2 separate regions of the Homo sapiens genome follow, and region 1 is linked to region 2. A link is a contact called in ENCODE Hi-C or POLR2A ChIA-PET data. All regions are on one chromosome and are shown on one strand. Each heading gives the region's core, a stretch centred on a gene start or an enhancer-like site at or near the end of the contact. The rest is flanking DNA. Distances are from core to core; before and after follow the strand shown.

Region 1 (6,820 bases), core at 41-2,540, 180 kb before region 2:
AGTAGTTAGTCCTATGCAACAGTGGGCTGCACAGCCTGTCTCTCAACCCACACAGAAAACGACTTGGCACCCCGCTGAATTCTGCATACAGAGAGCAAAATAGGACAAATACCCAGATTTTGAAAAATGTCTATTGTAAACATGCCTTGTTTGGAAAACAATTTATATAATAGTGCCAAAGAAAGAAAACAGAAGTTTGATTCGGTATTTCCACTTCGGGTAATTATCCCAAGGAAATAAGGAAAAAGCTATATGCTCAGTGATGGTGGTCAACATAAGACTTTTCAAAGAACAAGTACACCAGACCTGTGTAAAGGTTCCATAATAAAGTAATTAAGTAAAACACAGAATAGAAATTCAATAAATATTCAACACGACGCAAAAGTATCTATGAATGACTTTAAGTGGAACGAGCTCAAATCACAACTGAGTAATAATGGTACACACGAGGGCAGCAGGAAAGGAATATGGACAAAAAGGATATGCTTTAGTGGGGTTCAATAATGTGGGTGAATTATTTCTATTTGTGCAATTAAATTTTTTAAACACTAGAGATCACACCTCAAGCCCCAAAGCCCCATTCCGCATTTTCATACTCCTTTCAAAAGCTAAACACCCAAACGGAGCCAACATTAACATAAGAGAAAAATTATTATCATCAAGCAGAATACTTAAAAATTTCATCACGGTTCCCCCTCAATCTCTGCTGGGGTGAGTTCTGAGTTGGATAAAATCATCCTTTAGGAGGTGAGAGATATATTCGTAACTAGCAAAGCCAGGTAAATTAAAATCAGGGGCTCCGTGTCAGCTTAGGGACGGAGAATGGCTGGGTCTGGGCTTGCTTTCAGGGCTGCTCACCACAGGTCCCATCATCAGGGTTCGACTCCCCAGCGGCGCCTCAGGGAGAGGAGAGAGCCCAGGCACCGGACGCCCGTCCCCCGCCCCCGCCGACCCCTGGCGGGAGAGGAAGAAGGGAGGGAAAAATGGAAGGGCCGCGGGCGCGAGATCGCCCCAGTGAGCCCCCAAGCAGCCACCACCCAGGGACCCCGACCCGTCCGCCTGCCGGCGCCGCGGGCTCCCCGCCCCTTGCACCTGCGCCCCGCAATGCCGGAGCCAGCCAGCCCTCGCTGCCGCTCGCCACTGGCTCCCGCCCGCCTACCTGGCCCCGACCCCAGCCCCGGCCCCGCCGCAGCCTCAGCTGCAGAAGGAAGAAAGCGCCGGGTCTCCTGGCGGCCTCTCTAGGAGCAAAATGGCGACTCCATGCACAAGATTGGCGTCCGCGGTGACTGCGAGGCCGGTGGGCGGGGAGGGGCGAGGGCGGGACTAGAGCCCGGACAGCGGAGGCACCTAGCTGGGGGCTGTGGGCGTGGCCCACCAGTGGGTAAGGCGCGGGGCAGTGGGTGTAGCCACAGGGGTGGAGTCGGGCTGGCACGATGGGCGGGGCGGTGGGCGGGGATGCGCCTGTTTTGGTCCCTGGGGAGCTGCTAGCCCCACACCAACTGTGACAGCCCAGGCAGGTTACAAGGAATGAATGTGGACAGAGTATGACATTTGGAATTACAAATACCTGGGTTCAAGCCTCCACTGGCCTGTAACCTTGGACAAGTCATTTCAACCCTCTGAGCTTGTTTCCTCATCTGAAAAACAAAGATAGCAGCACCCATTCCATAAGACTGTTGTGAGGATTAAATGAGACAATACGGCCAGACGCGGTGGTTCACGCCTGTAATTCCAGCACTTTGCGAGGCTGAGGCGGGCGGATCACGAGGTCAGGAGTTCGAGACCAGCCTGACCAACATGGTGAAACCCCCATCTCTACTAAAAATACAAAAAAAAAAAATTAGCCAGGCGTGGTGGTGCGCGCCTGTAATCCCAGCTACTCAGGAGGCTGAGGCAGGAGAATCGCTTGAACCCGGGAGGCAGAGGTTGCAGTGAGCCGAGATCGCGCCACTGCTCTCCAGCCTGGGTGACAGAGCAAGAGTCCATCTCAAAAACAAAACAAAACAAAACAAAACTGTGCTAAAAGCACAGTTCTGGGTGTATAATAAATGATCAGTTTTTTGTTCGTTTGTTAGTTTTTTGTTTTGAGACGGAGTTTCGCTCTGTTGTCCAGGCTAGAGTGCATCGGCGCGATCTCAGCTCACTGCAAACTTCGTCTCCCGGGTTCAAGCGATTCTCCTGTCTCAGCCTCCCGAGTAGCTGGGATTACAGGTGTGCGCCACCACGCCCGACTAATTTTTTGTATTTTTAGTAGAGACAGGGTTTCACCATGTTGGCCAGGCTGTTCTCAAACTCCTGACCTCAAGTGATCCGCCCGCCTCCGCCTCCTAAAGTCCTGGGGTTACAGGCGTGAGCCATCGCGCCCAGCCATTATCAGTTATTATCGTTATTTGCCTTGTCGCCTTTTTTTCTTTTATTATAAAGGAATTAGTACTTTTGGTATCCATTGCCTAAGTTCTTTATAACTTAGGTAATGTTTACTCTTTATTGTATGTATAACATAATAATAGCAAACACATGGTCCTCTTTTAAGTGCTTTACATATATTAACGGTAACTTATTTAATCCTCACAAGAGCATAAGGTAGGTGTTGTTATCCTCTCCATTTTAATAGTTGTGGGAACTGAGACGACGACGTTAAATAACTTTTCCAATGACAAAGCAGTGGACAGAATTTCGACCCAGGAGGCTTTGCACCAGTCTTCACTTACCTAATCCCTATACCACATCTTCTCTCCAATTCTGCTTTGGATTTTTCACAATAATGAGGCATGAAATATTCATCAGAGGTTGCAGAGCTAGCTAGAGTCTTTATGGTTCAACGTCTTATTTTAGAAACGAAGAATACAAGCATCTCAACTAACGAATTGTAAATTAGGTGAGACTTCGTGAAATGGAGTCGTTTGAAACATTTCCTTTGCCTGACAACTTTACAGGGACATACCTCTTTGTAAAGAGCAAGACCCATGAGCCCAGTGATTATCTGCATACCAAAATTGATTCCTCTTCAGCGGTACCTCGGCTGGGCTCACGTCCCTTCTGCGCTGGCATCTAACTCCGGTCACAACCCCCACCTCTCTGCTGTGGCTGGCGTAGATTCCACGCGTCACATGTTGGCATGTGACTGGATCTGGCCAGTCAGAGAAGTTCATCCCTCTCCGCTCGCTGATTCGCTCCAAAGATAGGCTACTGAGCCAATCGGAGCCCACGAAACACCGTCTCCATCCCTGCGCCGGGACTGGAGAGGCTTACTCTCTCCTGCTGATGCTGCAGCTGCTGGGATGCCAGGAGGGGAACCGCCTGAGGAAAGTGCTGAGAGAAAAGAGAGGGAGGGATACAGACCGGGCCCAGATGAGTTTGCGCTGAATCTGAAGTCGGTAGGTCCCTGGACATTTCTATTATGGAAGCCAAGAAGAACCTCCCCTCCACCCTCTGAAGCCAGTGTGGATCGGGTTTCTGGCACTTGCAGTGTCTGCACGGTCTCCTCTCCTTCCTTCTCCATTGCCCTTTCTCACCCGCCTGGGCCCGCCACCCTGAACTACCGGGACACATGCTGTTCCTGCCTCCAGGCGTGCACTTCTTCCTGCAGCCTCCTCCCCTACTAACTCCTTCTTGAACTTGATAGCTCCATTGTCACTTTCGAGTCTTCCCTAAACCACTCCCTTCCCAAATAAAACTGTTTCATGTATTTTTCTTTCATTGGGCTTATCACGATTTCTAATTAAGTGTTTGGGTGGTTATTTGACAAATATCACCACCTCAGCCCCTGTACACTGTAAGCCCCATGAGGGTGGGCTCTTCGTCCCTCCTGCTGATCACTGTTTCCCAGGGCCTGGCACAAGTATGGTACTCAAGAAATGTCTGGAAAATTGAGTGCCTTATCCTTTCTGGAAAGAAAATGGGCAGTAGCGCAGCATTATATAGTGTTTGCACCATACAAGAATAATATTACTGGAAAAAAAAAAACTTTTCTAAGAGACAGAGTCTTGCTCTGTTGCCCAGGCTGGAGTGCAGTGGTGCAATCATAGCTCACTGCCGCCTCGAACTGGGCTCAAGTGATCCTCCCGCCTCGACCTCCAAAACGCTGGGATTGCAGTCATGAGCCACCACACCTGGCCTTGAATTTTTTAAAAAATCCACTCTCATTAACCAGAATGAGCTAGCTCCAGTGTATCACCGCGTCCAGGGTTCTGCAGTGGGGTGGCTTGCTCCTCAATAGTTTCCCGCACTGCAGGCACTTAGTTTGTAGTTTCATTTGTTCTGTTATAGCAATACCACTCTTCCATCCGCCATCCATTCTCCAAGGACTATTGAAATCCCTTGTAGGCTGATGTCAAAACTCTCATTCTCTTTATCCTTGGGGTTTAGGCCATAGGAGTGTGCCATGGTAGGTGTTCAGCCAAGCTGACCCACCAGGTGACTGCAGCCCCAGCCACCACCTGACTGCAACTTTATGAAAGACCCTAAGCAAGAGCCACCTAGCTAAGACCAATCAAACCACAAAAAATTGAGAGCTAAGAAATTTTTTATTAAAGCCCAAGTCTGGGCATATTTTGTTATACAATGGGTAATGAGCAAGAAAGGAGCAAAAGCATAATGTAAAGCTTGTGGTCAGTTCCACACGAATGCAGTTTTTGGTTAGTCCATTGCTAAACTTGATAATCCCTTGCCCACTTGGATGTTTGCAGTCAGAGTCTTTGCATGTAATAGAAGTGCTCAGCTTGCTGCAACACGTCATTGGCCATATTCAAGGGCTAAACTGCTGTATATCGACTATAAATCAAGATACTCAAGTCTAAGACATTTCCCTTCAACATTTTTTAAAGGAAGGAAAGGAATCTTTGCTATAGTTTGATAGAAATTTTTGAGCAGTATGGTGTAACAAAAAACACAGGATTCTCCTTCAAATGGTTGTGCAAATGAAAAAACAGGGACTTAGGTGTCCATCACTAGGATGGAGCCTGCTTCCTGCCTCCTGTCCTCATTGTGGAAATGACCCTGGACAGATCCACCTCTCTAAGTTTCTGTTTCCTCAGTGGAAAAATGAGCACTAATATTAGCAGCCATATGATGGTTGGGGGTGAGGAGTTACTTTTAGATGGAGTCCATGAGTATGAGGCACCGAGGAAGCTTTTGCAGCTGCCTCTCTGCTCTCGCCTGTCTGGCTATCAGGGAAGAAAAACAAGGCACCCCTTTTTCCCCAGTGGAAGAGGATGGCAGCTTGCCTGGCTGTAGGAGGCAGCGGAGGCCAAAGCCAGGTCACCAGCCAAGGAGGCCTTGGAAGTTCCTATAGAGTCCTTTCCTGCATCCTCCAGCTTTTTTCCTTTTTCTTTTCTTTTTTCTTTTTTTGAGATGGAGCCTTGCTCTGTTGTCCAGACTGGAGTACAGTGGCGCAATCTTGACTCACTGCAACCTCCACCCTCCCGGGTTCAAGCTATTCTCCTGCCTCAGCCTCCCAAGTAGCTAGGACTACAGGTGCATGCCACCACACCCGGCTAATTTTTGTAATTTTACTAGAGATGGAGTTTTGCCATGTTGGCCAGGCTGGTCTCGAACTCCTGACCTCAAGTGATCCACCCATCTCGGCCTCCCAGAGTGCTGGGAATACAGGCATGAGCCACTGTGCCCGTCCTCTTTTCTCCTTTTTCTATTTTCCCCCAAAATGAAAGGAACTTCATTGTCTTTTTTTTTTTTCCCGAGGCTGAGTCTCACTCTGTCATCCAGGCTTGAGTGCCGTGGCGCGATCTTGGATCACTGCAACCTCTGCCTCCTGGGTTCAAGCGGTTCTCCTGCCTCAGCTCCCCAGCAGCTGGGACTAAGAACTTCATTGTCTTTTGTAAGCATAATAATATTTACACATTGTAAGAAAAATTCAAATGAGAAAGAAGAAAAAATTAAAAAGATATTTGCCATTATCCCATGTGGAGAGGTAGCCACTCTTGGAATTTTCCAATATGCCTTTTCCCTGTAACAATTTATTGCAGGCATGATTCCATGTTGATGAATTCAGGTCGACATCATCATGATATGAGCTGTGAATGAAAGACTGTAGTCTTGGGAACCAGCGCCTAGATCCAAATTCCTTCTCTCCTCACCAGCTGTGTGACCTCAACAAGTTTCTTAACCTCTCTATACCTGTTTCCTCATCTACAAAATAGGAATAATAACAGCATCTATGTCATAGGGGAATCTTGATGACCACTTGAGTTATCTGGCACACAGTTGACTACCACTTTCTATTAACCGCAGCGATTATGAGCTATTGTGATATGGATGAACCATTATTTTCTCTTAACTAATCCCTCATTCTGGGCACTTTTTACTATTAATACATAACCTGTCTTTCTACCTTTGCCCAAGTATTTCCTCACGTTAAATTTCTAGAGGTAAGCTTGTTTGGTCAAAGGATATGCCCTTTTAAAATTTTGTTCCCTGAAATTTTGTACCAATTTACAGTCTCACCAGGAAGGTGGAAGAGCATCCATGTCTCTTCATCTTCACCAACACCAGGCACCATCCATTATTTTTAGCTTGTCCAAGTGAATAGTCAATGTTTTCTGGGCTTTTAAAATTACTTGTCCACGGGCCAGGTGTGGTGGCTCACACCTGTAATCCCAGCACTTTGGGAGGCCGAGGCAGGCAGATCACCTGGGGTCAGGAGTTCAAGACCAGCCTGGCTGACATGGGGAAACCCCATCTCTACTAAAAATACAAGAAAATTAGCCAGGCGTTGTGGCAGGCACCTGTAATCCCAGCTACTGAGGAGGCTGAGGCAGGAGAATCGCTTGAACCCAAGAGGCAGAGGTTGCAGTGAGCCAAG
Region 2 (6,805 bases), core at 2,347-4,846:
ATTTTAAAATCACTAGAAAAGAACATTTCAAATTTCCCCAACACAAAGAAATGATAAATGTTGAAGGTGATGGATATCCCAAATGCCCTGACTTGATTATTATATGTACTATGCATGTATCAAAATATCACATGTACCCCATAAATATGTACAAATATTATTTATCAATATTACATTTTCTTCTTGTAACCAGTCCTGCTATTGACAAATCAGATTTATTTATTTAATTATTATTTGTTGAGAAGCCACAAAATGCCAGGCACTGTTTTTTTTTTTCACGTTGATACCTTTTATTCTTCTCAACAATCAAAATACAAAGTTAAACACAATTGAGCCATTGTTTTGGTTATGCATAATGTGTATGCCTCCAAAAACAGAAGAAAAATAGGAAGAAGTACCCTCACTAAAGGTTCCCTGACTCGTCTTCCGGCAGATCCAACGAAGGGAGACTCAGGAAAATCACAGTTAGAAAGCTGCCCAATGAGGTATTTATGCAAAAAGAGTGTTCTGGAATTAAGAACATACTTTTATATTCCTGTATTTCTCAAAGAGATCAGAAAAGTAAATCACACACATTGAATTTTATTATTTTCCAAAAGAGGCCTCTGCCCCTTTAGAAAAATGAAATGAGGGGAGACAGCCCACGGTGGGGGTTTTAATTGGAAGAAGTCCTCGGCCAGAAACAGTCCTGAATGTTTAACCTCTGCCTTTCAGGAAAGAGGTCTGAATTTTATCATCTGGGGGGTGGGATGAAGGTCGGGGACTGAGCTGGAGGTCTTTAGGCTTGGTCAGGTGACAACACAAATCAACGTGTCGCTCAGGCTCCATAGCTGCTGGATGGCTTTTAGGGTGTCAGATGTTTGGGGAGACGGAGGGAACAGAGCACTGCAAAGATACTTTATTCCTATCTACTGGGAAAAATATGCTGGAAGTATTCAGCTTCAGGTCATGAATTCGACCTGCTGTAGAGGTGTAGGGTTTTTTTTTTTGTTTTTTTTTTTTTGAGACGGGGTCTCACTCTGTCCCCAGGCTGGAGTGCAGTGGCGCGATCTCAGCTCACTGCAAGCTCTGCCTCCCGGGTTCACGCCATTCTCCTGCCTCAGCCTTCCGAGTAGCTGGGACTACAGGCGCCTGCCACCACGCCCGGCTAATATTTTGTATTTTTAGTAGAGACGGGGTTTCACCATGTTAGCCAGGATGGTCTCGATCTCCTGACCTTGTGATCCGCCCGCCTCAGCCTCCCAAAGTGCTGGGATTACAGGCGTGAGCCACTGCACCCGGCCGAGGTTTAGGTTTTTTCAGGTTCTCTCATCAGCAACCCACTGGAAGGTAAGTGTGGGGAATGCACCAGTTAGTTCCCACTGTCCGGGCTGATGGAGATCTGACACTACCTGGTACTATTCCAGGCACTGTTTTTAACACTGAGGATTTTTTTTAATTGTGATTGTTTTCTTTTGTAGGTGATCTATGTTTTGTTTCTGGAAGGCTTTAGAATTTCTTCGTTAGATTTCACCGTAATATGTGGTGTCTTTTCATAATTTTGTTTGACTCTCTATGAATAATTTCACTATGAAGTCTTTAATTTTTTATTTTTCCATAATTCTTGATTATTTCTTAAAATAGTTCCTCCTCTCTGTTTTTCTTTCCTTCTGGATTCTCATAAAGTCTAGTCAGGCTCCATACTGCTTAATATTTCTTTCGTATTTTTCAACTTTTTCTCCCTTCCTGATATCTTCTGGAAGTGTAGAGTTCCCTAGCCTGATATTGCAGCTTCACTAGAATATTCTAGATATTCACTTTTCAATTTTACACATTCTGCTATCCAATCTAGTATTAACCATCATATTTTGACACACAGTTTCGTTGTTTTTATTTTTATGACAAGTTCTTGCTTGATATTTCCTGTATCCTCCTTTATCATTCTTAGGATAGCTTTTTAAAAGTACGTGTACAGGCCACACACCTCCTAGGACCAACTGTAGCCATTTGTCTTCCTGTGGGTTTCAAATCAACTTTTCAATAGTTGCTCAATCCAACAATTTTCCCTCTTCCAGACAATTCCCAGATTGGATTTTGACAAAGAAGATCCTCTTTTATGTTAGAAAGTGGAATTAAATTTTCCTGCATAACAATATGACCACATACTCAGTGGTCCAAAATAGCACACGTTTATTATCTCATAGTTTCTATGGGTGAGAGTCTGAGCACAGCTTAAGTGAGTCCTTTGCAGCCAGCTATCAAGATGTCAGGCAAGACAGGGTTCTCATGGGAAGGCTCTACAAAGAATGATTCACTTCCAAGCACACAGAGCTGTCCAAAGGGTTCAGCTCCTTGCAGGTTGTGGGACCAAGGGCCTTCGGTTCTTGCAGGCTATTGGCTGGAGGCCATCCTCAGTTCCTTGTCATATGGGCCTCCCCAACATCACCACCACTTCATCAAAGCCAGCAAGAGAGGAGTCTCCTAGCAAGACACACGTTAGACTTTTATGTCACCTTTATTGCACTGTATTGGTTAGAAGCAAGTCCCAGTCCATACACAAGAGGGGATTGCACAAAGGTGTAACTACCAGGTGGCTGAGATAACGGGAGTTACAAATCCCTTCTGGGAGCTGGAAATCATCTTTCCTTGAAGTTTCTAAAAGCCACTGAACGGTTTGAAGCACTAAAGTAATAGCATATTCTTGTTTTAGAAAGAGCACTAGCCAGAAAGTGTCGAGAACAGATTGGTGGTAGAGAAAACCTTAGTTAGGGAATCCAGTTACCAGGCTGCAACGGCAATCCTAGTGAAATGGTGGTGGCCCCAACTAAGGTAATGCTACTGGGAATAGAGAAAGATGGAAACAATTGAGTTATTTAAGATATAATGAATAGGACTTGGTGATAAATAGATGGTGAGATCAAAGAGTTAAGAATATTCAGGCTCTGGTTTGTGCAAATGAGTGAGTGGGCAGTAATGTCATTCACTGAGAAAAGGAGGGCAGTCTAGACACGAAGCTGGAGGTGGATGGGTTAGTCCTCTAACAGAATTGGAGAGACTGAATAACCCTCCCTTGAAAGAACCACCTTTTATGCTACGTTTAAACTAATGCTTATGTCTGCAAAGAACCTATTGCTTAAATTTGTTACAACAGGTTCAATCTTTTCAACTCGTTTTAAATACATGAATTTTAGGATTACAAGTAGTCTGTGGATACAGGAACATCTGACTGAGTGTACAAAGAGGGACCTGCTCTTCCTAAAAACATCCTTCGTATGTTTTGAAAGCAAAAGGATGAGTTCTGGGCGCACAAAATATGGATAAAAGCTATGTATTTTAACGTATCTTACACCGGAGTAATTTGGGTTGAACTCAGCAGCCCTAAGCACTGTGCCACAGGAACTTGTGCAGACAAAGCGCGGGGACGGACCCTGACTCCGGTCCGCGTCTCCGCTGCTCCCTCCCTCCCTTGCCCTGAGGATTAGACACAGGAGATGCTGCCTCATACTCTCGCGAGACGGACGGAGCTCTTCGATCGGCCGATTCTCCCAACCTCACCATGGGTGCTCCCACCTGCGGAGAACCGGAGTCTGGCGATGCCAAGGCGCTTCTGGGAATTGTAGTTCCGGGCGGAATGAGAGCAGCACGCCTGGCTCCGCTCCTTCTTACTCATGCGCGACTCCGAGCTGGCCAAAGAAGTTCGTCCCCTTTGTGAGGCCCGGGATGGGAGGTGAGTTGCTTGTGGTGATGTCTCTCGTCTCGGCTCGGCCTCGGCGGTAGTTCCCCGGGTCGTTCTGTGCCGAGTCGGGGCTAGAGTGCGCGTTTGTTAAAGGGGCCTCGAGGGCAGACCATGAGCCCTGTCCCTTCTCACTCTGGCCTGATCCTCTCCTCGGGGGACGCGGTTGTGCCACGGGCGGGGTGGTCGCGGGGTCCTGGGCCAGTGCCCCGAGCGCGGCAGAATTTGTCCAAACTCCTGATGCCCCAGCGTCACCTCTTCCAGGCGCCCGGTTCCCCCAGGGACAGCTTCAAGCGGTAGGGACAGACATCTGAGGACCCAGCCTCAGGGATGCTGTCCCCGGGCTTCCAGGCTCCAGCGCCGTAGGACTGAGGCAGACTCCACGGTGAGAAAGAGACCCGATCTAACCCAGGCCTTTCATCAGAGCCCAGGAGGGAAGGCAGGAAGTGGGACCACGAGGCCCGGGGGGCTTCTAACTCGTCTGGCCAGGGAGATCTGAATTGGGGTGAAGAGCAGAATCTCCAGAACAAGGAGGAGGTGGTGATCATGGAGACAGATTTGGCTGAAATGCCTGAGAAAGGAGGTGAGAATTGCGGACGTGTTGAACTTGTAGCGTGGAAGGACGAAATTCCTGCTCCTGAAGGGAAAACGGTTGGCTCAGGGGAGGTGGCTCTTGGCTGGCTGTCTCCATTGTCTTGGGGATGGATGGGCTTTTTAAGTGAGACTGAAGAGCTTGGTATGGGAGCACCGCCCTTTCCATGGCAGCTGGGCACACAGTGGACCCTTCAAAGCTACCCCCAAAATGTGAGTGAAATGTTAACTTCTATGGCAAGAATTCACCTCTTTGGTTGTCAAAAATGTTTTGTTTTACATAGGAGAAAACAGGCGTAGTAGTTAATGACTGACTTCCATTCTACCTGACCAGTTTCGTGAAGGTTGTGCTGTGACCTCCTACACCAGAATTCCCCCTGGGGTGGTTGTTAGATTTCTGGATTGTACCCCAGGCTCAACTAATGCTTATTACTTTGAGGTGGGGTCCAGCAATCTACATTATAAATAAGCTTTCAGAGTGAGAACCAACGAGTATAGATTAAGCTGGGAAATTTACTGACATATTCTAATTTCTAGATCAGAGGATGCCATCTTACAGAATGTGTTATGATTATAGCAACTGAATTCGAGCCCAGAGTAGCAATATTCCCGCATATCCCGGGAAGAGGGTCCTGGGAGGAGGTCGGTTGTTTTGGGGGTACCTTCAGTCTCAGTGTTTGTAGGCAGCACATATAGTATGTTGAAGCGGTTTTTAGACTTTAAATCTGAGTGGCACATTAAGCCTAGGTCTCATCATTACTGCTTTCTTGTCGTTAGTTCTGTCTTCCCAGGATTCTCCCCATTTCCAAGAGAAGAGCACAGAAGAGGGAGAAGTGGCTGCTCTGCGCCTCACGGCCAGATCCCAGGTGAGTGAGTCTGCTGATTATTGGAATTACACCTTGTTTCTTAGAGTACAGATGCACTCCCTTCTTTGTGATGTGGAGTTTCTTTATCCACTAAAGCCCATCTGCAGAGCTGAGTTCTAAATCTAAGAGACTAGTCAGGAGACTAATGGACTCAGAAGAAAATGTTTTCTACTTATAACACTGGATGGATTTCTTCCCTATTTAGTGTTTATTGTCCCTCAACAGATAGGTAAGCAGCATTTCCCTTTCTTAGCCTCCTATGCTCATTTCTGTGCTTGGTAATGTGAGAAACTATTTTAAATATAATGTGGCACATACCTCTTAAAACTTGTTTCTCTAGAGGAAACAGCATGTATGTGACTTTAAGTGGCAATCTAAGAAAGCACTTAAATGCTGAAGTGATTGTAAAAATAATAAATACTCACATAGTTCAAAGAAACACTGGAAAAGGAAAGCCTATGAAGGCGTAATTTAAAGAGTTACAGTTAGAATCCAGCCCTCTGAGATGACGAAAGCTAAGGTATGATCATGCCTGCAACTTACTTTTATATTGTTGGCCCCTCTCTCCCAAAAGGTAAATATGACAAATATTACGAATGTTTGGCTGGGCGTGGTGGCTCATGCCCGTAATTCCAGCACTTTGGGAGGCCAAGGCAGGTAGATGACTAGGTCAGGAGATTGAGACCATCCTGGCTAACACGGTGAAACCTCGTCTCTACTAAAAACACAAAAAATTAGCCAGGCATGGTGGCACGCACCTGTAGTCCCAGCTAGTCTGGAGGCTGAGGCAGGAGAATCACTTGAACCTAGGAGGTGGAGGTTGCAGTAAGCCGAGATCGCACCACTGCATTCCGGCCTGGGCAATGAGGGAAACTCTGTCTCAAAAAAAAAAAAAAGAATTTTTGAATTTAGGCGGTGATTGTACTATATCAGTGATTATTGCATTCATCTTTCAACTTTTGTATGTTTGAAACTTTTATTAAAAGAAGTTAGGGCTGGGCACGGTGGCTCATGCCTGTAATCCCAGCACTTTGAGAGGCTAAGGCGGGCAGATCACCTGAGGTCAGGAGTTCAAGACCAGCCTGACCAACATGGTGAAACCTCGTCTTTACTTAAAATACAAAAATTAGCTGGGCGTGGTGGCGCGCACTTGTAATCCCAGCCACTCCGTAGACTGAGGCATGAGAATCACTTGAACCCAGGAGGCAGAGGTTGCAGTGAGCCCAGATAGGGCTACTGCACTCCAGCCTGGGTGAGAGTGAAACTGTCTCAAAAAAAAAAAAAAAAAGTTGAGGAGGAAAAAAGGAGCTTTCCATGATGTGTGTGGCATACCACAACCCAGAGATTCCTCAATCAGCCTTTCTCTTTGCTTCTGTAATCCAAAGTGTAAAAAGTAGATACTGCACATTCATAGTGTTTGTAAAAGTCACTTCCTTTATGTACTTGCCTGTCTCCATTGGCTTCTCAACTGTCTTACATTAGTCTTGAAGACTTTATTAGTCAAGAAGCTTTAAGTTGCAGCGGATAAAATCAATTCAAATGGGTCTAAGTGAAAAGAAGTAACTATTGACTAACAAACTGAAAAATCTAGGTCTGGCTACATATAGGGCTCAAACAAGAATGTTAAAACCTAATT

The links. A loop is a pair of places that touch in the nucleus more often than their neighbours do. ChIA-PET counts read pairs that join two places held with the same protein, here RNA polymerase II (POLR2A). Pooled maps may share reads with other maps.
Region 1: a pooled map shows a loop between it and region 2 (9-fold over the local background). The contact joins the promoter of PRPSAP2 here to the promoter of FOXO3B in region 2. A Hi-C loop is called at or near these places in 1 of 37 single-sample maps with no recorded cell type and 9 of 50 pooled maps. POLR2A ChIA-PET finds 5 or more read pairs at or near these places in 3 of 52 experiments (Caco-2, HEK293 and HepG2).

Annotation. Positions count from the first base shown.
Region 1 is chr17:18,852,601-18,859,420 of GRCh38, reverse strand. It overlaps PRPSAP2 (phosphoribosyl pyrophosphate synthetase associated protein 2), which reads right to left and starts at 1,290. Exons shown (of 12, transcript NM_002767.4): 1 at 1,160-1,290. RefSeq lists a silencer at 833-1,192 and enhancers at 939-1,511, 3,291-3,350, 3,371-3,420, 2,939-3,439.
Region 2 is chr17:18,679,105-18,685,909 of GRCh38, reverse strand. FOXO3B (forkhead box O3B) reads left to right here and starts at 3,596. Exons shown (of 4, transcript NM_001368135.1): 1 at 3,596-3,706; 2 at 4,064-4,295; 3 at 5,081-5,169. The coding sequence starts at 4,259. It also overlaps the pseudogene ZNF286B. RefSeq lists an enhancer at 3,601-4,106.